Linked DNA regions of Homo sapiens: regions 2 and 3 are each linked to region 1. Evidence: chromatin loops called from intact Hi-C (ENCODE). Cell type or tissue: A673. All regions are shown on one strand. Each heading gives the region's core, and the rest is flanking DNA. Links, peaks and the distances in the headings are about the cores only.

The links. A loop is a pair of places that touch in the nucleus more often than their neighbours do. Peaks named below come from ENCODE experiments on the same cell type or tissue, not always from the same donor. Only the 100,000 strongest peaks of a DNase experiment are listed, where the experiment ranks them.
Region 2: it touches region 1 in a loop (8-fold over the local background); 3 of 110 quality-filtered maps call a loop at or near these places.
Region 3: it touches region 1 in a loop (4-fold over the local background); 2 of 110 quality-filtered maps call a loop at or near these places.

The regions. Positions count from the first base shown.
Region 1 is chr14:71,749,767-71,758,227 of GRCh38, reverse strand. No RefSeq gene overlaps it. Among named protein-coding and RNA genes, the nearest start is that of RGS6, 180 kb to the left of the region's middle. RefSeq lists an enhancer at 3,319-4,233. In A673, for the core only: a CTCF peak has its summit at 4,980 (motif pointing right); a DNase peak (open chromatin) is centred at 4,957; H3K27ac peaks cover 598 bases.
Region 2 is chr14:71,162,582-71,171,042 of GRCh38, reverse strand. No RefSeq gene overlaps it. Among named protein-coding and RNA genes, the nearest start is that of SIPA1L1, 150 kb to the left of the region's middle. In A673, for the core only: a CTCF peak has its summit at 4,386; DNase peaks (open chromatin) are centred at 1,062 and 4,392.
Region 3 is chr14:70,977,162-70,985,622 of GRCh38, reverse strand. PCNX1 (pecanex 1) reads right to left here. Exons shown (of 36, transcript NM_014982.3): 6 at 6,975-8,461. Among named protein-coding and RNA genes, the nearest start is that of PCNX1, 74 kb to the right of the region's middle. In A673, for the core only: no CTCF peak of the experiment used is centred there; a DNase peak (open chromatin) is centred at 3,812; H3K27ac peaks cover 941 bases.

The DNA of each region.
Region 1 (8,461 bases), core at 86-8,085:
ACACAGAATAAAATATGATGACAACGTTTAAACTTGTACCCGTTAACTCTGCTGTCTGGCTTCTTTAGGACACCAGCATGATGTGCTGGTAGAGAAACTCGTATGATATTGTAAGGGCTTTTTTCCTTTTTCATTTCATGTTCCTTCTGCTGGAAATATGAGGGTGGTAGGTTGGACCACAGAAAGAAACCTAAAAAAAAAATTAAAGAACCAAAAATTATTCTATACTAAATTTGCAATGTAAAGCATCGACTTGGTTGGTCAGATAGCCTGTATCTTTTAAAAGATATGGAAGTTCAATTAAATAATAAAAACATTAAAATATTCACAAAGAAAATATGCAACACCAATAAGAGATTATAAAATGTCATGTGCCGCAGGCATGTCTAATTTGTTCTTTTAGTGGCAGGCAGTAAACACGATGTTGAGAAATTTAGATTCGGTCTCTAAGTTGGCAGAAGTCCCTTAGAATAGCACCGTTGTGAACAGGAACCCCCCCAGCATCCTGGGCTAAGGATACTGTGATCTTTTCAGCATTTCCTGAAGTTTTCTGTCTGGAATAGGCTGACCCTGGTATTATCCTGGGACCTCTTCTTTATGCCTGAAATAGCCAGAAAGACTGAAGGCTCAGTCCAGCTTGTGAAGACCAAAATGCTTACTATTTAGCCCTCTATATAAACACCTCTGCTTTAAATCAACACCCAAAGTTGAGATGTTTTTTAGTTCTTCACTTAAAAATATTTTTTACAATATTTGTAAAACCAATTAACTACCTTCACTATTTTCAATGCCCTTGTTTTCTTCTGGTAGTTCAGTGATGTATACATAATACATGTTAGTGATTCAATGTGTCTTTTATCTCTAGAATGATCTAGTTGATTTGGATATATTATATGCATGATTTCTTTTCTCACTGTATTACTCATAACAATCTTGTTCTGAATTCTCCATTCTGGAAAGGGACTATTTCTTTAATTTTCAGCCTGTTTCAGCCATTTTCGCATCAAATTTCAAAATTATTTCTAGTAAGTTTTAAGATTATTCCTTGTTTTCTGTAAATATTCTGTAAATAATCTGTGGTTATCATCAAAAACATCACTTACTTAGCTAAACATTGAACACATAATATTATTTCAGGCCTTCACACCTATTTCCTTGTCTTTGTTGAAACCTTTGACCTTGGCTGTTTATCAAGTCTTCCTTTGTCAGTTTAGTAATGGTGTGAGTGCTTTTTTGATATGCAAGCCTGCTCACTTTTATTAGTGTTTCCACTTGTTAAAAATGTATGCAGTCAGCTGGGCGCAGTGGTTCACGCCTGTAATCCCAGCACTTTGGGAGGCTGAGGTGTGCGGATCACAAGGTAAGGAGTTCAAGATCATCCTGGCTAACATGGTGAAACCCGGTCTCTACTAAAAATACAAAAAAAAAAAAATAGCTGGGCGTGGTGGCGGGCACCTGTAATCCCAGCTACTTGGGAGGCTAAGGCAGGAGAATCTCTTGAACCTGGGAAGTGAAGGTTGCAGTGAGCTGAGATCGCGCCACTGCACTCCAGCCTGGGTGACAAAGCGAGACTCCGCCTAAAAAAAAAAAAAAAAAAAAAAAAAAAAGCATGCAGTCCATTTCTCTGAAGATTTTCTTTCTTTTCTCTTTTCAATCTTTTTTATTTTCAGAGCTCCACTGCCATATTTTCTATTTTTATTATTTTGACTTATTCACATATTATCCAGGACCTAAAAAAATTCAATGCAACTGTATTCTGAATGAATACAATTTTAAAATGTACTAATCAAAAACATGAATTGCCATAAATGTAAAAATTAAAATATTAAAATTATGTTTTCAAAAAATTTTTTCTCTCAAGTAGTCACACATTTTATTTTATTTTTTTTTAGATGGAGTCTTGCTCTCTCACCCAGGCTGGAGTACAGTGGCGTGATCTTGGCTCACTGCAACCTCCACCTCCCGGGTTAAAGCGATTCTCCCAACTCAGTCTTCAAAGGAGCTGAGATTACAGGCATGCGCCACCATACCCAGCTAATTTTTGTATTTTTAGTAGACATGAGGTTTCACCATGTTGGCCAGGCTGGTCTCGAACTCCTGATCTCAAATGATCCACCCACTTGGGCCTCCCAAAGTGCTGGGATTATAGGTGTGAGTCACTGTGCCCAGCCACACATTTTAAATTAAAAGACAGACCTGGCAACGTGGCTCATATCTGTACTCCCAGCACTTTGGGAGGCCAAGGTGGGAGGATCACTTGAGTCCAGGAGTTCAAGACCAGCCTAGACAACATGGTGAGACCCTGCCTCTATTATTTAAAATAAAAAAAATCAAAAGATTTTTTAATGAAAATAAAAGACAAAATTTAAACAACAAAGTAAATCAAGCTTTTTTAAAAGCTGAAATTTTTATTTGATATTTTGAATTTAGATTAAATCTTAAACATTTTTATAAAAATAGCACTATTTAAATTCTACTGGTCATTTTCTATAGAGTTAACAATATAAAGAATCGACATTTCGCTTCAAACATGTTACCTCTAGCCTTTACATACACACATTTAAGAGGAATACGTATTGTTTAATATCACAAAGCACCCTTCAGCCACCATGCGTACCTGTTGTGAATATCAAAGAACTGAAACCATGAATTAGAACACAAAGAGAAGCAAGAGAAAGGACTCAGTACTATTGAGAAGCAACACTTTGTTGAGCTTTGATGCTGGAAGAAAGTATTTGACAAGTGAATTAATCTGTCTTCCCTCCGCCCTAGGCACTTCTAATATTTAAATCCTTTCCACGTTTCTGAGCAGAAGAGCCTCTAAACTTTCAAGCCGCTCTGGGAGCCTCTAAACTTTCAAGCCACTCTGTCACAGCCACCTTCTGTTTGGAAGACACAGGGTGAAAGATAAGAAAGGCAATTTCAGGCCAGGCTTTGTGGCCCATGCCTGTAATCCCGGCACTTTGGGAGGCCAAGGCAGTCGGATCTCTTAAGACCAGGAGTTCAATACCAGCTTGGCCAACATGATGAAACCCCATTTCTACTAAAAATACAAAAAGTAGCCGGGTGTGGTAGCACGCGCCTGTAGTCCCAGCTACTTGTGGGGCTGAGGCAGGAGGATCGATTGAGCCCAGGAAGTCGAGGCTGCAGGGAATCGTGATTGTGCCACTGCACTCCAGCCGGGGTAACAGAGTGAGACCCTTTCTCTCAAAAAAGGGGGGTGGGGACGAAAAGGCAATTTCTCTGAGGCCTGAACAGTGTTCCTGAGGACAGCATCTGTTTAGGGTTACAGGTGACCCTGTGCCAGCTCTAGGGGCCACATCTCAGTGACAGAAGCGCTAGGCATTCTTTCACACATTGTGCCCCCTGGGGATATGCAGGTCCCATAAGAGGGACACGGTGCCCCTCTTGTCCAGGTTTAAGGGTGGCACTGTGAGGGCCCATTTCTCTGGGATGAGCCTGCCTAGGGCTGGGCTCAGGAGGCAGGAAGACTAGAATGGAATGTGAGAGCTTCCCACGCTCAGAAAGGTGACTGGTGTCTCCAGCTTCTGAGCAGTCCCAGCGATGCGGCAGGGCCTCAGGGGAATAACCGCTTGAACTCAGCAGGGGAGGCGGGCCCAGCCTGTGCAGTGACCTCCACGCCCTGGCTCAACAGGAGGGCATTGAGGACCAGGGGGGTGAGGACGAGGGGTCTGTAAACCAGCCAGTGGCAACCAGAAACCAGAGGCCTCTCCTGCCCGCACCCCGGGACCTTGATAGGACCCCGATAGGACCCCGAGAGGGAAGAAGAGAGCCTCTGTCATGAAAAGAATTGTATTCCAGCCTCGCCAGATTAGATTTGACTTGAAGCAGGAAGAAAGAAATGTGACATTTCTCACCTCATTTTGTTCAAAAAAATCAGAATCCACCACGGAAGTAAATTTGTTTGAGTCGTGGCACGTTTCTCCAGCTCTTCTCTCCTCCACCCCTGGAAGCGAGGGGAGCCCACGGTCTGGGGAAGGGCGGACGTCGGGGCCTTCCCTACCGGACAGCACTGCCGCTTCTGCCATCTGCCTTCCTCCTTCTGCGGACTGTCCCTGCCGGAGGCCCCCAGCGGCCTGGCCTCGCATCAGATCGCCTGAGGGCCTCTCAGGTGTTGGTGGAGGGAGGTCATCTGGGTGGGAGAAGTTTTGCCATCAGCCTGAGGAGAGGACAGTGGGGATTCTGGGCAGAAAACAATGCGAACCATCAACAGAATATACATATATATATATATATATATATATATATATATATATATATATATATAGTTTTTTTTTTTTTTTTTTTTGAGACGGAGTCTCACTTTGTCATCCAGGCTAGAGTGCAGTGGCGCAATCTTGGCTCACTGCAACCTCCACCTTCTGGGTTCAAACAATTCTCCTGCCTCAACCTCCCGGGTAGCTAGGATTACAGGCGCCCACCACCACGCCAGGCTAATTTTTGTATTTTAGTAGAGAGAGAGTTTCGCCATGTTGGCCAGGCTGGTCTTGAACTCCTGACCTCAAGTGATTCACCCGCCTCGGCCTCCAAAGTGCTGGGATTACAGGCATGAGGCACCGCGCCCAGCAACAGAAGTTCTTTTTCCTCCATCTGGCCTTCCAGGTTCAAGCAAAGCCAGTGTCATTTGCCCAGGCCTCTCAGGATTCCTTTTGCTTCCAGAGACTCCCTCTTTACTCCCCACGCCGGGTACCCAGAAAAGTCCTTGAAAGAAATTGTTCTCCTCCTCCCCAGGGGTGGGGGGTACCACTTGGCCAGTGAATGGTTACTCCCAACCTTACCCATGAGCTCAGACACTGACAAGGCTGCAGGTCCTGCTCAAATCAAAATAGGAGCTATCAAATCCCGGGAGGGCCCCTGGCTCTGAGCCCAGTCTTCTTGCCTTCAGGATTTCTCCTGGCACAGAATCAGGAGGGAAACGCGCTCTTTCACTTGAACGCAAGTGAGGACTCGGACAGCAGAGGGAGCCAGCAGCCCGCGGTTGGCGCTGAGGCCCGGCTTCTGAAATCCCATCTGTTCCCAGAGCTTGTTGGCGCCCCCCGTGCAAGTTGGGGCACACAGAAAATACAAGTTTTCTTAAATGAATGCCTCCCAAGGGATCAGAAACAGGGCCCGCTGGGGTTTTCTTACAAATTCGTAACCTGCGTGGCTCTCCCGTGCCAATTAAATAATCAGGAGGAAATACCGCGTTTGTCTATTAAAGCCTGGTGTTGCTTCTCAGAGACTCACGGTGTAATATCAGAGGGAATTTACCTTCCATTGGGATTCTTTTGCCATTAACAATTCTTCCTCTCCGTGGGAACTTGCATGTCGCCTCTTCCCCTCGGCCCTCAGAACGCTTACTCTGTGGGCACACAGGAAAAGGTATGGGGGTCTCTGTGCTGAGCGCCCCAAGTTCCTCGTCTATAGGCAGACATTTTGATAAGCTAATCAGCTCTTTAACCAACTATCTGATAATATCTGATTTTTAAAAAGGCTTTCATAAAGTACTTTGTGCTATAGTAATATTTCCAAAGAGGAGCTGAACCCATTTATTGCAATGAACTAACATTTCGAATGCAATGCTGCTTTTCACCCAGCAACCCACGGCCAGGCCGGGCCTTCTTATTCCTGTTCTTCCGCCGAGGAGTCAGAATTATTTGCACCGCCTGCTCGTGTTCTCCACAGATTTCGTGGGGGCAGGTGCTGTGGGTTTCTGGAGATGAGCACTAACAGCTGTGCCACTCGGGACTTTGAGGAACGCCCAGTCTCCCACCAGCGTTCTCCACGGGGGTATCTGGGTAGTTTTCAAGGCCCCGTGCAGCCCCCACACCTATTTTCTCTGTGGCACCGCGGAGGTCTCAGCCGCACGACTTTCAGCTGGACGCCAGGAGTCTCCACAGAAGAACGTTGATCACTCATGACGTGGGGCGGAGAGATCCACACTGCTGAAGTTTATCAGAGGAGCCAAAGTCTGCCTTTATCTCACTCGGATACTACAGGATGCCTGGGGCTGAAGGATCAGGGAGGGGCAGCGGGGCCAGGAGGGAACCTGGAAGAAGTGAGAGTAGGGGCTTTGGATTAAGCCTGGATTCATAACAGGTGGAATGACACTTCTCAAGGAGGCCTGTTCTGTTTTGTTTTCAAGAGATGGGGTCTCTCTGTGTTGCCCAGGCTAGCACAGTGCTGCAATCACAGCTCACTGCAGCTTTGACCTCCTGGGCTTAAGGGATCCTCCCCCTTCAGCCTCCCAAGTAGCTGGGACTATGGGACTATCGGTGTGAGCCACTACACCTTGCTAGTTGTTGTTTCTTCCCCCCAATCCCCCACCTCACCCCATCCCATAGAGACTGGGGTCTCACTTTGTTGTCCAGGCTGGTCTTGAACTCCTGGCTTCAAGCAATCCACCCTCCTCAGCCTCCCAAAGTGTTGGGATTACAGGCATGAACTACCACACCTGGCCAAGGAGGCTTGTTTAAAATGATGCATCGAGGCCAGGTCATGCCCATAATCCCAACATTTTGGAAGGCCGAGGTGGGTGGATTGCTTGAGCTCAAGAGTTCTAGACCAGCCTGGGCAACATGGCAAAACCCCATCTCTACCTTAGCCAGTTGTGGTGGTTAGCACCTCCCAGCTACTCAGGAGGCTGAGGTGGGAGGATCGCTTCAGCCCAGGAGGTCAAGGCTGCAGTGAGCCAAGATTAGCACCACTGCACTCCAGCCTGGGTGACAGTGAGACCCTGTCTCAAAATATATAAAATGATGCATCCTGGATGGTGGTGACCACAGAGCCTGACCTCAGCCAGTCAGTGTTGTTATCAGGGTCCTCTCAGAGGCGTATGACTCACATTTAGGTCCAACAGCACACTTTGTGATAAATGACAGCATCAGCATTGTTCAAACTACTCAACAGACTGAAACAGTTGGTCAGATCTGTAAGATGAGATTTAACTGAGATACATGTCTTCTTCCCTTTCCATTTTGAATGGAGAAGAAATAACCCCAAAACACCACAGGTGAAAACACCTTAGGTGTTGGGATCGCCTCTGAGCTTATGTGAGACAGGACGCCAAAAAAATGGGGTAATCATAGGCTGCATGCATCCTAAGGATATTGGATCCAGAGTTGGAGGGCCAGTACCAGTGCCGGAATGCCGTGCTCATTTCTGCCTGTCTTTGAAAGGAGCCCAGGAGGGTGGGAGACTGAGACCAAGGCAGGGAGCAGCAGTGGGAAGCCCAAGATGCTTGGTCCAGGAGAAGAGGCTGGGAGAGGGACAGGATAAGGCAGCCACCTCCAAACAGGGAAGGGCAGCCTCAGGAAAGGGGAAGGGAATCAGACCCTATAGGCTGGGAGCTGCATTGGCCCAGGGCATTGGAATCCAACAGACCTGTGTTCGAATCCAACCAAGTGGGTGAGCAATCTCCTTAGCCCTTCTGAGCTGCAGCTTCCTCAACCAAGGGATAATGGGACAATTGAGCTCCCAGAGCCACTCAAGGACAGGATGACAGCCGCGAAGTGCTCAGGAAAGTGCCAGAAGCATGGGAAGTGCTTCAGAAAGTGTACCTTTTGTTACTATCTGGTGGAAATTAGATGGAGGCAGATTTTGGTTTAGTGTAACAGAACCTTGCAACTCTTGGAGCTGCCTTACTGCAGAGTGCAATATGGGCAGGATACGAATATTCAGGTGGTCACAATACTGAAAACTCAATGCTTTTGTGTACTTTGCTGCCTACTTGGAATGATTGCAAGTATTTCCTATTGCCTCAAAGGAGAGTTGACAATTATGCTCTCCCTGCCTTTGAGGAAAGAACTATGCTTGGCCCCTATCTGATTACCCCATGTGGACCCCTTCCCACCACCGCACTGCAGAACAGCCAATCAGAGGGGAGGGGTGGGAGGCCCACAGCTGGACCAGAGGAGGCTGTCCCTAACCTGGGGCAGTGGTTAATGTCACCCCCATTAAGAGAGGCTCAGCCTCTGACAGCACAGAAGCTGTGGAAGCAGAGACTGGCTAGACAGGGCTGGGAAGTAGAGAAGATTCAAGTATGAGGGGAGGGGGATGTCACTTCCCCCTCTGAACAGCATCTTTCTTAGAGCATCAGTGATGCGAGAGACGTTCACTGTGGCTCATGGATTGTGGTTGTGTCTTTTACCTCCAGCTGAGGGCTTTTCTTGATTCCACTTCCTGCTGTACCCTACGGCCAGTTCTCTGTCAAGTTGAGGATTTGGGCTCAGCTGGCAGGGCATGTAGCTGAGCACAGGAGGGAGATGTTGAGGGGTTGAAGCTGACAGGTCTCCCAAGGCTGAGCTCACACCCAGTCTCAAGGTGCAGAAGGCAGGGCAGCCAGTCTGCCTCCCAGTACCTTTAGGTGACCAGGCAGAGAGTGTCATGGCCTTGCAAACGTGAATCCTGGCACATCACTTCCCTGGCAACAGAAGTAATAAATTGGCTGTCACTGGTGCTA
Region 2 (8,461 bases), core at 138-8,137, 590 kb after region 1:
ATTCTCAGCTACTCCGAAGGCTGAGGCAGGAGGATCTCTTAGCCTGGGAGGTGGAGTAACCCGTGATTGTGCCACTGCACTCCAGCCTGGGTGACAGAGTGAGACCTTGTCTCAAACAAAACAAAACAAACAAGGCCGGGCTGGGGGCTCACGCGTGTAATCCCAGCACTTTGGGGGGACGAGGTGAGCAGAGGAGGTTGGGAGTTCAAGACCAGCCTGGCCAACATGGTGAAAACCTGTCTCTACTAAAAATACAAAAATTAGCCAGGCATGGTGACATGCGCCTGTAATCCCAGCTACTCAGGAGGCTGAGGCAAGAGAATCACTTGAGCCGGGAGGCAGAGGTTGTAGTGAGCTGAGATTGCACCACTTCACTCCATCCTGGGCGACAGAGTAAGACTCCGTCTCAAGAAAAACCAAAAACCAAAACAAAACCAATAAAGTATCAATACTGAATCATCAATTGTGAAAGATGTACCATACTAACATGTTAATAACACAGGAAACTGAGTGTGAGGCATATAGGAACTCTCTACCTATCTGTGTAATAGCTCTATAAATCTAAAGCTATTCTAAAATTTAAAAGTTTATTTTTAAAAAGGTTATCTCTCTCGCAGGGTTGTGAAGATTAAAATGCAAGGAAAATGCTTAGCACAGTCCCTAGCAGGTGGTAAGTGTTCAGTGCATGGCAACTCAGTTATTATTAGGTACCAGAGAGGAGAGACACTGCAGTTGGCAATGCACCGGAGAGTGTATGAATATATGAATTACGACTCTAATTCCCAGTTCTGGCCACAGCCCCTTGTCAACAGATAGCACACAAGAGCCGCTCACCTCCTGGAGAGGGCCACCACATTGGGTTGCCTAATTTGCATCTCTGTAAAAACCTACAGATCAATGGGTGGGTGGCGGTAGCAGTGCCAGCTGATGCACTAATCATAGCAAAGATTGACATATTAGGGCTCGCTGATTTGTGCAGAGCCAATCAGAGCAGAGTGTGCACAGCAGCAGCCCCCAAGGGAAAGGAGTTCCTCCCACAGAGCTTTCCTAGCTGCATGGCGATGTCACTGGCTCCCCTGCAGGGCTGCACGCTGCCTCTCTGGTTAAAGATGGAAACTGGATCTTGTGCTCCAACTTGATCCCTTGCACCAGCCAATGATGAGATTCCTCATGCCAGCCACCCCCTTTGTACCAGCCACCAGCCAGGATGAGAGACCGCCCCTATCTACCAGGTCACATGGTTTACTCTAGGGCTCAAATACCTGTGGCATTGACTCAGTCCTTGCCCCAGTGGGCCTCTATCATCTGGACATAGACCAGAAAGAGCAGTGGGCAGTCAACTGGCTTTGGAGAAATGTAAGTTATGGAGAAACAAATCCAGGGGTAAGAAATCCAATACTCAGTGTGTTATTTCGCATACTTGGGTTGCAAGTGATAGAAACCCAACTCAGCTAAGTTGGGATGGGGTGGGGTGAGGGATGTGACATTTATTAGGAAGACAGAGAGATTAGCTCACACATCCAGACCTCAGGAAGGCAGAGTTGGGGCTTCCAGGGACCACCCACCAGAACCCGCACTCCAGTATTGTGAAGAAACCCCCTGTGGGTTTCTTGTTTTCCCTCCTTGCTCTCAAGGCTCCTTCCCCTGGGCAGCTGGAACCGTGGCACAGACAGCTCCCAGATCCACTATTACCCCAGCTTCACCAACAGAGAGGGAAAAGGCACTACTCACCTCCCTCCTCTTGCCAAGCTTCATTTAAAAAAAAAAAAAAAATCCAGGAAGGACACTGATTGGTCCATCTTGACTCACATGCTCTCTTCTAAACCAATCAGGTCCAGGGCAGCAGTGTCATGGAAGTTGTTTGCTCAATTCAGAACACAGGCTAGCATTAGGACAGTCCAGGGACAGAAACCACTGTAGTTATTTAAACACAGAAAGCCTAATATAAAGAATCTCGAATTATATGTAAAATAGTGAATCGAGTGACTGAAAAGGTAAAAAGAGAACTCGAATGGGTGGCAGAGTTAACAGCTGCCTGAGACAGCTGCTAACCCCAGGGCTGGAGGGAAAAAGGGAAGAGGTTGGAATAGTTAAAAGTTAGAAATTTAAAGGAGGGGACCCAGGTTTTTGAGAAAGAGGTGCCAGAGGCGCCAGCTGGTTCGTATCTCTGACGGGAATGCAATAAAGCTGATTCAACAAGAGGTAGGAAAACTGCAAATTGAATTCAGTTGCCGCCATAGGACTGCACTATCGCAGAGGGTCAAACAAACCTGCTACATCCATACAATGGACCATGATTCAACAACCAAAAGGGGCCAGGCACGGTTGATGGCTCACACCTGTAATCCCAGTGTGTCCGGAATTGGTGGGTTCTTGGTCTCACTAACTTCAAGAATGAAGCCGCCTACCCTCGAGGTGAGTGTTACAGTTCTTAAAGCCGGTGTGCCCGGAGTTTGTTCGTTCTGATGTTCGGATGTGTTCGGAGTTTCTTCCTTTTGGTGGGTTCGTGGTCTCACTGGCTCAGGAGTGAAGCTGCAGACCTTCGCGGTGAGTGTTACAGCTCCTAAGGCGGCGCGTCTGGAGTTGTTCGTTCCTCCTGGTGGGTTCGTGGTTTTGCTGGCTTCAGGAGTGAAGCTGCAGACCTTCGCGGTGAGTGTTACAGCTCATAAAGGTAGTGTGAACCCAAAGAGTGTGCAGCAGCAAGATTTATTGCAAAGAGCAAGTGTGAAAGGGGACCCGAGCGGGTTGCCACTGCTGGCTCGGGCAGCCTGCTTTTATCCTCTTATCTGGTAGCACCCACATCCTGCTGATTGGTCCATTTTACAGAGAGCCAAGTGGTCTGTTTTGACAGGGTGCTGACTGGTGCGTTTACAGTCCCTGAGCTAGACACAAAAGTTCTCCGTGTCCCCACTAGATTAGGTAGATACAGGGTGTCGACACAAAGGTTCTCCAAGTCCCCACCAGAGTAGCTAGATAGGAGTGTCCACTGGTGCATTCACAAACCCTGAGCTAGACACAGGGTGCTGATTGGTATATTTACAATCCCTTAGCTAGACATAAAGGTTCTCCAAGTCCCCACCAGACTCAGGAGCCCAGCTGGCTTCACCCAGTGGATCCCGCACTGGGGCCGCAGGTGGAGCTGCCTGCCAGTCCTGTGCCGTGCGCCCGCACTCCTCAGCCCTTGGGTGGTCGATGGGACTGGGCGCCGTGGAGCAGGGGGCGGCGCTCGTTGGGGAGGCTCGGGCGGCACAGGAGCCCACGGAGTGTGGGGAGGCTCAGGCATGGCGGGCTGCAGGTCCCGAGCCCGGCCTGCGGGGAGGCAGCTAAGGCCAGGCGAGAAATTGAGCACAGCTGCTGCTGGCCCAGGTGCTAAGCCCCTCACTGCCCGGGGCTTGCGGCCCGCCGGCCGCTCCGAGTGCGGGGCCCGCTAAGCCCACGCCCACCCGGAACTCGCGCTGGCCTGCAAGCGCCGCCCGCAGCACCGGTTCCCGCCCGCGCCTCTCCCTCCACACCTCCCTGCAAGCTGAGGGAGCTGGCTCCGGCCTTCGCCAGCCTAGAAAGGGGCTCCCACAGTGCAGCAGTGGGCTGGAGGGCTCCTCAAGCGCGGCCAGAGTGGGCTTCCAGGCAGAGGAGACGCCGAGAGCGAGCGAGGGCTGTGAGGACTGCCAGCACGCTGTCACCTCTCACCAGCACTTTGGGAGGCCGATGTGGGTGGATCATTTGAGGTCAGGAGTTCGAGACCAGCCTGGCTAACATGGTGAAACCACATCTCTACTAAAAATGCAAAATTAACCCAGCAGTAGTGGTACGCGCCTGTGATCCCAGCTACTTGGGAGGCTGAGCCAGGAGAATCACTTGAGCCTGGGAGGCAGAGCTTGCGGTGAGCCGAGATGGTGCCACTGCACTCCAGCCTGGGTGAGAGAGTGAGACCCTATCTAAAAAAAAAAAAGGAACAGAATACTGATACTAGTACACAGATAGACCTCACAAATATCACACTAAGTAAAAGAAGTCATATGCAACAGGACACCAAGTGAAGTGTATGCTTCCATTTAAATGAAGTGTCCAGAAAAATCAAAACTGCAGAGACAGAAAGTAGATTAATGGTCACCTAGGGTGGGGATGAGGCTGGCACAGAGTTACTTTAGGGAGTGATGAAAATAGTGTAAGATCTGATTGTAGCTATGGTTGCACAGCTCTGTCAGTATACTAACATTATTAAATGGTACACTAAGAAGCTTAGAAGGAGTGAATTTACAGTATGTAAATTATACCTCAATAGAGCTTAAAATAAAATTCAGAACACAAGTAGACAGAAAACCCTAAGCAGCAGCAAATTCCTTCACCTTCTCTTGCCTTTCTGCGTCTCTCTAATGCCCCCTATGTGCAGAGCCTCAGCAGGAAAAGCTTTGCAGCTGGGAAAGCAGAAATTTGCTCATGAAGTTCCAGCCTCCACCTCCCAGAGCAGGATAGAGCAGGTTAATTTGAAGCAGAAAGACAGTTACTTAATAACTGTTGCAGGAAGGTAAGTGCTGCCCAAAAGAAGGAGGGTTCCTGGAAAAGGGCTGGAAGATTTGCCAGGCAATCTGCACAATAAAATTCCACATCAGAGGGCCTGGCAGGCTGGGGAAAATGGGCAGGAACTCAGACTCAAAATCCTGGAGAAGTGGGAACCTGTAGAGTGCGAGAGAGACTCTGTTGACCCCGGGAGTCAAAGGGCAGGGCAGGTGCTGATAAGCAAGGAGTCAGGGATTGGGGGTGAAATGGTTCTGAATCTGAAGACTTTGTGGACAGGGAGCACCTTGTTCTAAAAGACATGACATCCTCAGAGTCAAGGAGCATGCCAGTCTCACCCATGGCAGGGGAAACTCTTCCCAGTGGTGTGGGTTTGTGAGAGCTACGGGGTCTGAAATACTCCCATTAAAGGGCTCATTCATTTGAGATCACCCCTTTCCACCCTTACAAGACGCAAATACTCTTAAAATGGCAGCCCGGGTTTTTATCAGTCTAAAGTATGTATTGCGTGACTACCATGTGCCAGGCACTGTGCTACTTCCCGGCATTTCTAAATCACTCCTTCCCCTGACAGGAGAAAACACCGGCAGATGAGAGGGATAAGGAAATCGAGATAAGGAAAGTTCCTGAACGCCAAAGCGTCTGGACACTCAGGAAAGTCCAGCCTAGAGACACAGAAAGTGGATCTGTAGTTGCCGGGAGTTGGGGTTCAGGGGGCAGTGACAGGAAGTGGGCATGCGGTTCCTTCCTGGAGTAATGGGAATGTTCTGAAATTAGGTGGTGGGGATGTTGCACAACCCTGACAATAAACTGTATCAGCAATCATAGATACAGTCACTAAACTGTGCACTTAAAATGGGTGAATTTTATAGTATGTACATTTCCCTCAATAAAGCAATTTAAAAAAAGGAAAGTATCTCAAAAGCAAGTGTTTAGGGACACGTGAGTAGATAAGGACAAGATGTCCACTGAGGACTCAGCATTCAGCCAGCACAGGGGCTGCGGCCATGAAAGACCTATGAAGCCGATTTCTACTGCCACACCCTCCCTGTTGCAGCTGTGCCGGGGCTGCCTCTGGCTGGGCCTTCCTGGTGGCCCTGAGGGAGAAGGCATTGCTTATCAGATTGGTCAGAGTTTCCAGACATTCATCTTCTCCCTTTACTGGTGAGCAGGATCATCGCATGCTCAGTCCCACATTCCTGCCTGTCTCTCCCCACTATCGCTGTGCCTGTGAGGGAGGGTGACTGAGAGTCAGCCCAAGGGCAAGCCCTGGCAGGGAGCTCTGCCCTCAGGTTCCTTTTTCCATGCAGCCTGAGACTGAGATTCAGGTGTAGGATGAGGCTGTATGGCTTGTGGACGCCCACCCAGCTTTTACCACCATTCTGCAAAGAGGTTACTGGGTTCTGGCTCAGCTATTAATAAAATGGTATATTCATTCCTACTCTGTACTTGTCACTTTGTGTGTGTGAAAAATAAGGCAGCATTTGAGCATTTCTGGTCTCTTGCTATAAAACAATCAAACACCATCCAACTCTCAGCTATATTGCCTTAGAGCATTCCAGGTTGAATTAACGATGTGCTTAATTGTAGCTGTTGCAAATTCATATACTGGTTTGCAGCAGTAGGGCTGGACACTTACAAATGAGCCTGGCTATTAACTGACCAGTGATTCTAACACTTTAATGTGCATACGCATGACTTAGAAGCTCTCCCTAAAATGCAGGTTCTGATTCCGGAGGTTGGGATGACACCCTGGATTCTGTGTGTCTAATAAGCTTCATGTGTTGGTGTCCTTGCTGGTGGTTCGTGGACCACAAGTTGAGCAGCTTGCATCTAGAGTTTCTCTGCCGCTATGAAGCTTCTGCTCCTTCTCCTGGAGCATCCACCTGCACAGGAAAGGCCAGGCCTTTTCCCAGCAGAAGCTCATGCGACCCACTGGGCTCTCTGGGTGTGCACTGAGGGACTCTAGGCCTCGACATCAGGTCCCGGCTCCAGATCCTGCAGTGGCTGCAGGTCAGAATCATAGCCATAGCAAAGGCAGCAGCTGCCTCACTTACCACCCCCCTCTCACCCCCCACCCCGCCTCCCACCAGCAGAGAATGTAAGGAACAGCTGATTAAGCAGAAAGGGACATGCTCCAGCTGAGATCAGCCATTCACCAAGGACTCCCTTAGTCGGGAGAGGACAAGCGCCATATGTCCCCTGCTCAGCACCTTTGAGGTCTGACTCCTGCAGGTGATGGGCCCTGAAGTGCTGCCAACAGCAAACAAGACAGAATTTGCTGCTGAAGGCAGAAAAAGCCACCCCTGAGCTCACTTTGCCATTGCCTGAGCCAGAGAACATGTGCTTAGCATCACTAGGTGCCTTGGACACAGACAGAGGTGATGAAGACCAGGTTCTTGTCTTTGGGAGCCCACTACCCTGGGCAATGTGAAGTGTAAATACCCGTGGGCCATGGCAGGGTAAAAAGGAGGCCCCAATACAGAGAAAAACTGCTTAGGAATAGGGAGACACATGCCAGTAGGGAGAAGAAACTCCCTTGGAGAGGGTGGCATCAGAGCTGTGTCTGAAAGTGTGGGTAGGATCATAGTGGGTGGAGATGAGCGGAGAGAGAGATCACAGTCTATGTGGGAGGAAATGTAGAAGGGGGATGTTGAGCGCATGTCTGAAGAATGGAGGGTCCGTATGTGCCTTTGATAAGGAAAGAGATGTGCAGTGCACCGTGCCCGTTAGCATCTGCTGTGTGCTACACACTTGGTGGACATAGTAGAGGCTACAGGAAGTGAAAGAAAAGCAAATACTCTGAAAATGACAACACATTTGTGCATTCTAAAATATCCAGAGGTCACAGGCAGAAAGGGCCATGAGCAAAAGACAGAGCAATAGAGTTCAGAGAAGGGGTTACATTCCTTGGGGCCTGTTTTTGGAGAACTGTGGGTACCTAGGAAGCAGCCAGGCGGGCAGGCAGGCAGACTATCTGATTAACCAGGAACTGGTCTTCCTATATAGAGAACTAGAAAGTGTGGCCCTTTTCCCTTGGTGTTCTACCTCCGCGTTCAGCACCTTCTCCCCACCTGCCTGACACTGAAGGATCTGTTCGGTATCCCTGGGCTGTGCCCTTGACAAGCTGCTATGGCTGTTAAGGGTGACCTGACATATAATAAGGAAAACTATCCAAAGCCTGGAAATAAGGCCAAGAAGATATTTGTATGTCCTTTCAATGTTGTGCTGAAATATTAACAGGCTTGCCTAACAATTATTAATCTTCTGGGAGAATGTACTATATTGTTTGACTATCCTGTTTACTATTAACTGAGGGCTCAAACTCTGAAGTTACATGTTAGCCTGCAGAATTGTGTAGATGCAAATGATTCCCATCCAGTAGAAAAGATAACCTCAAAGATTAGGGTTAATTGCCCTGTAGCATGTTAACCAGTTTTGTATCTAACCTATGTATCCAATATTCTTTCTTTAATAGGACTGTATAAACTCCAATGCTTCAAATGCTTTTTGTTTGTTTATGGCTTTTAAAATTTTCTTTCCAGCTATGCAGCTCTGGGCACAGTGGCTTGCACCTGTAATCCCAGCACTTTGGGAGGCTGAGGGGGGTGGATCACGTGAGGTCAGGAGTTTGAGACTAGCCTGGCCAATATGGTAAAACCCTGTCTCTACTAAAAACACAAAAATTAGCATGGCGTGGTGGGTGGGTGCCTGTAATCCCAGCTACTTGGGAGGCTGAGGCACAAGAATCTCTTGAACACAGGAGGTGGAGGTTGCATTGAGCCGAAATCTTGCCACTGCACTCCAGCCTAGGCAATAGAGCAAGACTCCATCTCAAAAAAAAAAAAGAAAGAAAGAAAGAAAGAAACTAGTTTTAATAATGTTTTCTTCTCAATTCAAGCTATTATTCTCATTAACATGTTTCCTATAGCAATTTCCATTAGAA
Region 3 (8,461 bases), core at 206-8,205, 770 kb after region 1:
TATATTTTGAAATGTATTTTTTCTAACGTACAAATCTCAACTTTCTAATCATTTATTTGTGTTAAAAAGACTGACTTCACAATCATAATAAGTTTAAGAGGAACCTTCAGGCCTGGCGCAGTGGCTCACGCCTGTAATCCCAGCACTTTGGGAGGCCGAGGTGGGTGGATCACCTGAAGTCAGGAGTTCGAGATCAGCCTGACCAACATGATGAAACCCTGTCTCTACTAAAAATACAAAAATTAGCGGGTGTGGTGGCAGGCGCCTGTAATCTCGGCTACTCGGGAGGCTGAGGCAGGAGAATCACTTGAACCCAAGAGGCGGAGGTTGCAGTGAGCCAAGATCGTGCCACTGCACTCCAGCCTAGGCAACAAGAGTGAAACTCCATCTAAAATAAAATAAAATTAAAAACAAAATAAATAAAATAAAAATAAGAGGACCCTTCAGATAATTTAGCTGTTTCCTTTTGTTATACTGATGCAATCACTCAATTAAGTTTAAGCATTTACTAAATGCCTAAGTTCAATTCATGGACAAACCAAAAATATCCTCTTACATTTTAGACAGCTGTGATCTGGTCCATTCCTGAAGATAACAAAGGAAGTTTAATCCATAATACATACCTCCCACCTCAGGAGTTACTTCACATTTATCTCAATGAGATAAGGAAAATTCTACACATTCTAAAATGAATTATTTTAGTGCAACTATTTATTTTTTATGGTAGTATTACAATTATAGACTATCAGTTGGTTCTACTCTGTGAATAAAAGCATAGAAAGCATTAAAGGCACTAATATACTTTTAGAATAGCTGGGATGCCCAAAGAGCAAAATTTAATGAGGTAGGAGGTAATGGCTATCCAAATTCTATCTCAAAAATTGGAAGCTGTGAGTATAAATACACACAGATAAAGATGCTATTTAAAAATGATGTCGGCAGGTCGCGGTGGCTCACGCCTGTAATCCCAGCACTTTGGGAGGCCGAGCCAGGCGGATCACAAGGTCAGGAGACTGAGACCATCCTGGCTAACACGGTGAAACCCCGTCTCTACTAAAAATACAAAAAATTAGCCGGGCGTGGTGGTGGACGCCTGTAATCCCAGCTACTCGGGAGGCTGAGGCAGGAGAATGGCGTGAACTCAGAAGGTGGAGCTTGCAGTGAGCCAAGATCGTGCCACTGCACTACAGCCTGGGCAACAGAGTGAGACTCCGTCTCAAAAAAAAAATGATGTCAATCATATACCTGATTAATTTATGAAAGAAATAATATGTAATAAGTCACTTTCTAGTTGTCATGTACTGCTATGGTTGGCATCTTGCAGTAGCTCAATTTCAATTAAATTAATAAAAATTTAGACAGAGGAAATTGCTCAAGTGTTCTTTCCAGTGAGAAATGTTTATCGTGGGGGGAAAAGGTGTAAATCTGGAAAGATCACGAAAATAAAAATAGGCATTTAGTACTTCAAAAAGATCAGAAAAAATGCTATTAGGAAATTAAATTCTTAAGAAAGATGACAAAAGTATGAAACAAGTATATATATATCTCAGAAAAAGAAAAGGCATCTGCAAACATTCTGAAACACATTGTAATGTTCAGGATAAAAGGGATTTTACCCAACAACAAAATTACTATATAAAGACATAAACATTCAAGTAATTTTGCAAAAACATTCTAAAAGGAATGTTTTAGTCTAGGCATGAAATCCACTTTATCTAAATAGTTTTTCCCTTTCTTAGTTTCTTTGTCAGCCAAGAACGATGCTACCATCAACATACAAAGATTTTGTTCCAATGAAAAAACAAATGCTTTTCAAGCTCATTCTTGTTGGAAATAACAAAAAATAAGTAAATAAATAAATGTTTTTAAGTGTCATTTTCTGGGAAGCCAAACACTGCCCAATTTCTAAGCATCAATTCTGAATTAAAATAATTTCCATCTGTGAAAACATTTTAAAGGACTGGCCTACTTTTTGACAAGCCAAGGAACCAGAGCAAACAGTAACAAAATTATTAGCTATGGGTGGGCACGGTGGCTCACGCCTGTAATCCCAGCACTTTGGGAGGCCGAGGTGGGCGGATCACAAGGTCAGGAGTTCGAGACCAGCCTGGCCAATATGGTGAAACCCCATCTCTACTAAAAATACAAAAATTAACCGGGTGTCGTGGCGGGCACCTGCAGTCCCAGCTACTCGGGAGGCTGAGGCAGGAGAATCGCTTGAACCTGGGAGGCGGAGGTTGCAGTGAGCTGTGATTGTACCACTGCACTCCAGCCTGGACAATAGAGTGAGACTCCGTCCCAAGAAAAAAAAAAATTATTAGCTGAGCTTTGCGTTAAAGATAATTTGCACATCCTTACTGATATTTTCCACAAGTCCACCAGCCAAACAAATATAGCTTAAGTATTACTTATACTTTTATAGGTGATTTCTAATCCTTTTTAGTCCTTTGTGAATGGGATGAAAGATATCAACCCGTTAGATACAATTTTGCATCCACTTTCAGGAGAGTCCCTTAATAAAGGGTCAGTAGTGATGAACACATGTATTCGAAGTGACATTTTTGAGAGGGGACACATCCTTACAAATGAAAGACATCACTGTCTTTGTTTATATAATGAACCTACAATACATAAAGCATTTTCACATTTCTACAGTCATTAGGTTTAAGCTCATTGGAGTCTGACAGTTAACTGTGAGACAGGTCTAGACGGTTATTATTCCTGTTTTACAGTTGAGGAAATTGAGGCACAGATTTAATGGCCTGCCAGAATATTAAGACAGTAATTAGAGGTGGTATGAAAATGTAACCGTTGGATTCCCAGAACTTCACTGCTGAGAGAAAGAAAAACACTGTAATGTTTGTTCCTACTTGAAAAAATCTGGCATGGGCTGGTTTTGGGAATTCTATATACAAACATTTATTTGCTTCACCAATAAACACCACTTTTCTTGATATTGTTGTAAAGGAAGATAATTTTGCCAAACCTATTTTGCTGTATTTAATAAGCATTCTTCTGTGCAGTTTTATATATGTCTAAGCTTTTTTCACAGTAAAGAACATCTTTCCTTAATGAAATCAAGGTCAGCCACATATACAATGAGTATAGCATTATACTTTAATACAGTATTAAGTTATGCTATTATGATGTCTTTGAACACTATTAAAATGATAGTCTGTCCCTGCATTTAATGACCACACACCGCTGGGTTTCCTGCTTTGGCTTGTACAGTTATTACAGCTTCTCTTTTAGGGTTAGCTGTGTATTTCTTCTGCTGTCATTACTTCAGCTTCTATAAGTACCCATCCCTTCTACTAATTTACTGCTTCTAACTTTCCATGTGAACTGGGAAATCAGAAAATTAAGTTTATTAGACTTGAGAGTCCTTCTATTTAGTAAAGTACAAAAGCTACAATTTGCATTTTATTGTCTGTTTACTGGTCTTTATCTTCTGTCTAATGCTCAATGATATCTGGGTACAAAATAACACACCTTCAATTTATGTGTATAGCACAAACCCTCATAAATTTTTATTGAAAAGATCTGACTTTTCTTTAAATAATTGTTTCTTTGAAGATTATTTTTGGTTCCCAACACAATATTATATTAGGATCCTATTTCATGCTTACAGAATAGTGACTCAAACATTATATTTAAAATAAATTTCACAGAGAAATAGAAGTTAAACAATTCAGAAAAAAAGCACAAAGAATAGTAAGTAAACACAAACCTCTCCACTCGGGCTATTCTTTGTAATCCATTAAGTGACACAGAAAATATGCTATAACAACAGTATTGAATCACACAGGAAATAAGTTTAAACGGTCCAAAAGAAAACGACTTCCTTAAAAGTAATACAGGCTAGAAAACACAGGACATTTTTCTACCATATAGCTTCTATGTAGTTTTCATTTCTTAAAATATTAGTCATAAAGATATGCCTTATAATTTAAAAAGAAAAATTAAGTACAAAACAAGAGATCAACAGAAAATGACTTAGTTTGAACTTAAAACATATTTCCTGTCTCAGTAATCACAAACCATTATTGATGAAATTCAGTTTTAACCAAAGAACTTGACTAATGACAGGACGTATGAAAACAATCACTTGTTACGTGACTAAAAAAGATGTTATATGACATATTACTGCCAAAATAAGGTCCATGTCACTAAATTGATGTTAATAAAAATGTTTTTCCTATTGGCATTATGTAAGAAACTAGGGAATCAGAATTTTTTATTTTTACTATTGAGTTTCACAATGGCACACTTAGACTATCTCTAGTTTATTTCTACATTTAATCACTTTCTTCTACTTTAATTTTATACCACTGAATTAGTAAGGTTAAACGACAGGCTACACTGTGCAGCATAACTAACTGGCCTTGAACAGTCACAGCAGCACTAGTAAGCATTTACTGTGTGCCAGGAACTTAACTCCTTAGTCCTCACAACAACCCTATGAGATAGATACTATAATCATCTCATTTTAAGATGAGGAAGCTGAGGTTTGTAAGTAGCTTTCCTAGAGTCACAACAGTGGAGCCCACATACTAACAAAGGTATCTGACTCCATGTCACTAAACTAGATTACCTCCTATTTTAGCATACTTTATTTTAGTACTTTAAAGTCTATTTCCTAAATTCCATCTCTCTACACTACCACCACCACCTACCTTAAAATAAAATGAAAAGAAATCGTTGGAGAACTTATCGACACCTTCATATTCTTTAGGATAAAATCTACCTATGGTTTATGCATAGGTATATGAATGGCCAAGCAGTAACATGATGGTTGACAGGTTTCAGTAGTACAGTATGTAAGGAAGGATAGCCCAGAAACATTTCTTCTAAATTGTCAGACAGGACTGTAACAGATAATGTTAACATAAACAAGTATCTTTAAACAGTATTTGAGAGTCTCTGTAATTTTTAAATAATAAGAACCAAAACAAATCCCCTTCTACCACCTCCAACCTTTCAAAAAGCCCAAGTAAACTCCCAACAAAACCCCTATATTTAGTTATGATAAAAACCAATTAAAAAACCCCCAACACATTTAAGTGCTTTAGTTTTGCTCTTATTTGTATTCTAAACCCAATGAAGCTCAAATTAAAAAAGCCTGTGCAATGCCTGCCCCAGGCAAAAAAATGTTTTTAAACAGCCCACAGACTATTACATTTCTTCCACCAAAGCAGATATTTTTATTTCATTATCTCTTATTAACATTTAATTGAGTTATTTAAATTAAAAAAAAGCAGTACAAACAAAAGAAAACAAAAGCTAGAGCCTAGAAAAACAAGGGCTAATATAGCTTAAAGAACAGCACCGAGAAGCAAATAACACCTTTCAGGTAACTTTTCCTAAAAAACAGAACACCTCACAGTCCCCATGAAAAGGAAATGACATTTTAAATATAAACGCATGAATTTACTACATATTTTTGTACACATTTTTTCAGTATTTACATTTCCACAATATTCAGAACAGCAATATTTTTCTATCATAGCATGTTGACTTAAAATTCATTTTGATAACTTTAAAAATTAAGCTATATTTTAAAATCCAATGGTTTCTTGCATACTGTGAACATATCTGATATGATTTGTGTGAGAAATCACTACAAGCATTTCAGGTTGTTTACAAAAAAAAAAAAAAAGAGAGAACTATATCCAGGTCAAAGACTCGAGGGAATTTAATTACTCTACTGTCACCAAATGGTTATAACCACTTCAGATATAATTAGTTCTCAATATTTAGGTTTGATAAACTATATTCTTCTTTAGGTACTAGAAAATTTCTTTACGTTCCCATTAGAAATTAATCTGGCTAGAAACTTGACCCCCAAAAAAATCTAAGAAAATGTTTACCACAATATGGACTTTTAAAATACTTCGGGTGAAATTAACATCTTTGAGAAAAAGCATATATTCATATGTTTCATAATGTTTGTACAAACAAAATCCAGCTTAACTTTTAATAAATGACTGAACATTACTGTATCAAACAGACTATAACTTTAAAACTAATGATACAAGCATAAATAAAGGGAATAGGGGTAGAGGCTAAAAATGCTAAGGTACTAACAACAAAAGACCTGATTTTTCTGATTCTATTCAAGAAGCAGATTCCATAAAAACCAGAACCAAATAAACAAACTATCTTGGGCAGAAGAACACAGCAAGAAATAACTCTGAAATAAAGAGGCCAACACACACTGACAGAATATAAAATCACCTATCCAAATTTGCACAATTCTCCAAAAACCTGAAATAAATAAGCTATTACTTTAACCAGAACACCATCACTGTTATTATGGGGGCATCTTACATCAATTAATGGATACCAAATGTCAATATAAACTACAAATCTGAATTTAATAAACTTTAAGAATAATGTGTGAAATTATAGAAAAAAATAGTATTTTCGTAACGCCTAAAACTTGAGTAAGCAAGAAATAAAACCAAAGATACAGACTTAAAAAAAGAGCCACAATTCTCAATGTACATAATCAGATCTAAAGTAATATTTGTAAAACTCTTATATAATAGGCTGAGTGATCTAATTTTGAAAGTTCAGTGTCATATACTGTATAAGAGTTGATTAAAACTGGTTTGGTGCCCTTAAATAATTATATATTTTATTGTTGCTATTGCTATACAAAGGAAGAGGGCTAATTTTTGTTATTCCCAGCAAAACATTAACAGGTGGCAACTGGCTTAGAAACTGGTGTTCTTGACACCATCAAGAACAAATTGACGTATTCAAGTATTGCAACCAAAAAATATGTTCTTGGTGTTCATACCAAAACCTTTTCTAAGATAATCACCTACTTCTTCATTCAAGAAAGCTTATTTTAATAACACAGTGGAAGGGGGAATATTAACAGAAGCATATTTTAGTAAGTACTACTCTAATTAATAGTATGAAAAAGCAGTGAGTCTTACAGAAATCTCTTCTTACAGTTTACTTACCTCCACTGACTGCATCTTGCTCTTCCCCTTCAGGAAATGCAACCTGGTTTGGCAAGCTATTCCTAGATCGAGTGACTGTCTCTAACTGGGAAGCCCGTCCTAATAAAGATAGCTCATCTAGCACCTCTCCCTCTTTGGCCTCAAGATCTGATTTTGAAGTGGTTAAGGGCTTTATACTTTCAGGTGCCATTAACCTGTTTGAGTCATTCAAACATGCTACTGTGCCACTGTCCAGGCTCAACACTCGGGCACGAGTCTTGGCACTATTTGTGCTAGAAGTCCGTCGTGTTGCACGCTTTTTGCTGGTTCCTTCAGGAACCAAATGAGCTTTGTGTGTGTGTTCAGAGTCTGTGCCCCTTTCTTTATGAGTGTGTTTGGTCTTTAGAGCACTGTATCTGCCCTCAGGAGACTGACAGGAATGAGAAGTGGTGCTAGAAGAGCTATCACTGCTGAACTGGTGAGCAGACTGAACACTTGATGCTCTACTCAAGTCACTCTGATCACTAGAGTCTTCGTCATGACAAAATATAGCACTGTGTGGCTTGGTACCAGAAACACCTCGAAAGCAAACATAGTCCCTATGCCGGCTTGAATCAAAACTGCTAGCCCGTTTTTTTCCTGTGCGTCTCCTGCCTGACTTGTGGGCAGAAGCTGTCCGATGGATTACGCTAGAAGATTTAGGTCGAACATCCCCTTCCTTTTGCTTTCCACCAACATCTTTACGCACTTTGGAATCCACAGAAACAGCTGACTTATCACTCTTCTCTTCTTTGTTTTCTGCAGTGTTCCCAGGTGGTCTGTCCCCTTGGGAAGTAAATTCATTTGCATGGGGATTTTTATTGGCTTCTTCAGATGCAGAGGTGCTGAGACCTCTCTGGTTGTGCATCTCATCAGAGGGGGTGGGGTCCTTGGCCTCGTGAACCCCACTGTTGGTACTCGCTTCCATAGCAATCTTTTCACTGCTAGTCCTTTTGTCACTGGCACAGCTATTCTTCTCCTCTGGGCCTGCACAGCACTCTTTCTTCCTCCCACTTTTTGTTCCTGCTTTAGGAGACTCCTCATGCTCTGACAGGATGCTCTCTATGTGAGTTGAGCTGGTCTGCTCACTTTTATAGCTGCTGACAGTACTGTTAGTGTCCCGGTCCGTTCCACTGCAGTAGCTTTCTGTTGACCCACTACTCCGTGTGCTCAGGCTCCTCAAGCTGTCCATGCTTTTCTCTGCTTTCAAAGGTTTGCTCTTCCCACTTTTTGTGGGTGGCTGAGAAGTATTGATTTTCAAGTCACCAGCAAGCTGAAATTCCCCAGATAAACCAGAATTTTCCACCAAGGATTCTTTGGATCCAGAAAGAGGCTTGGAAGATTCTAACTCACTAACTGGATCTAATCCACGTCTTTGCTGATAAAGGGGAAAATCATTCAGTGAAGTGTCTGGAAAAGCCACAGCAGAGCTAGAAGTCCGTGGTACACCTCGCGGCCGGTGGTCTTTT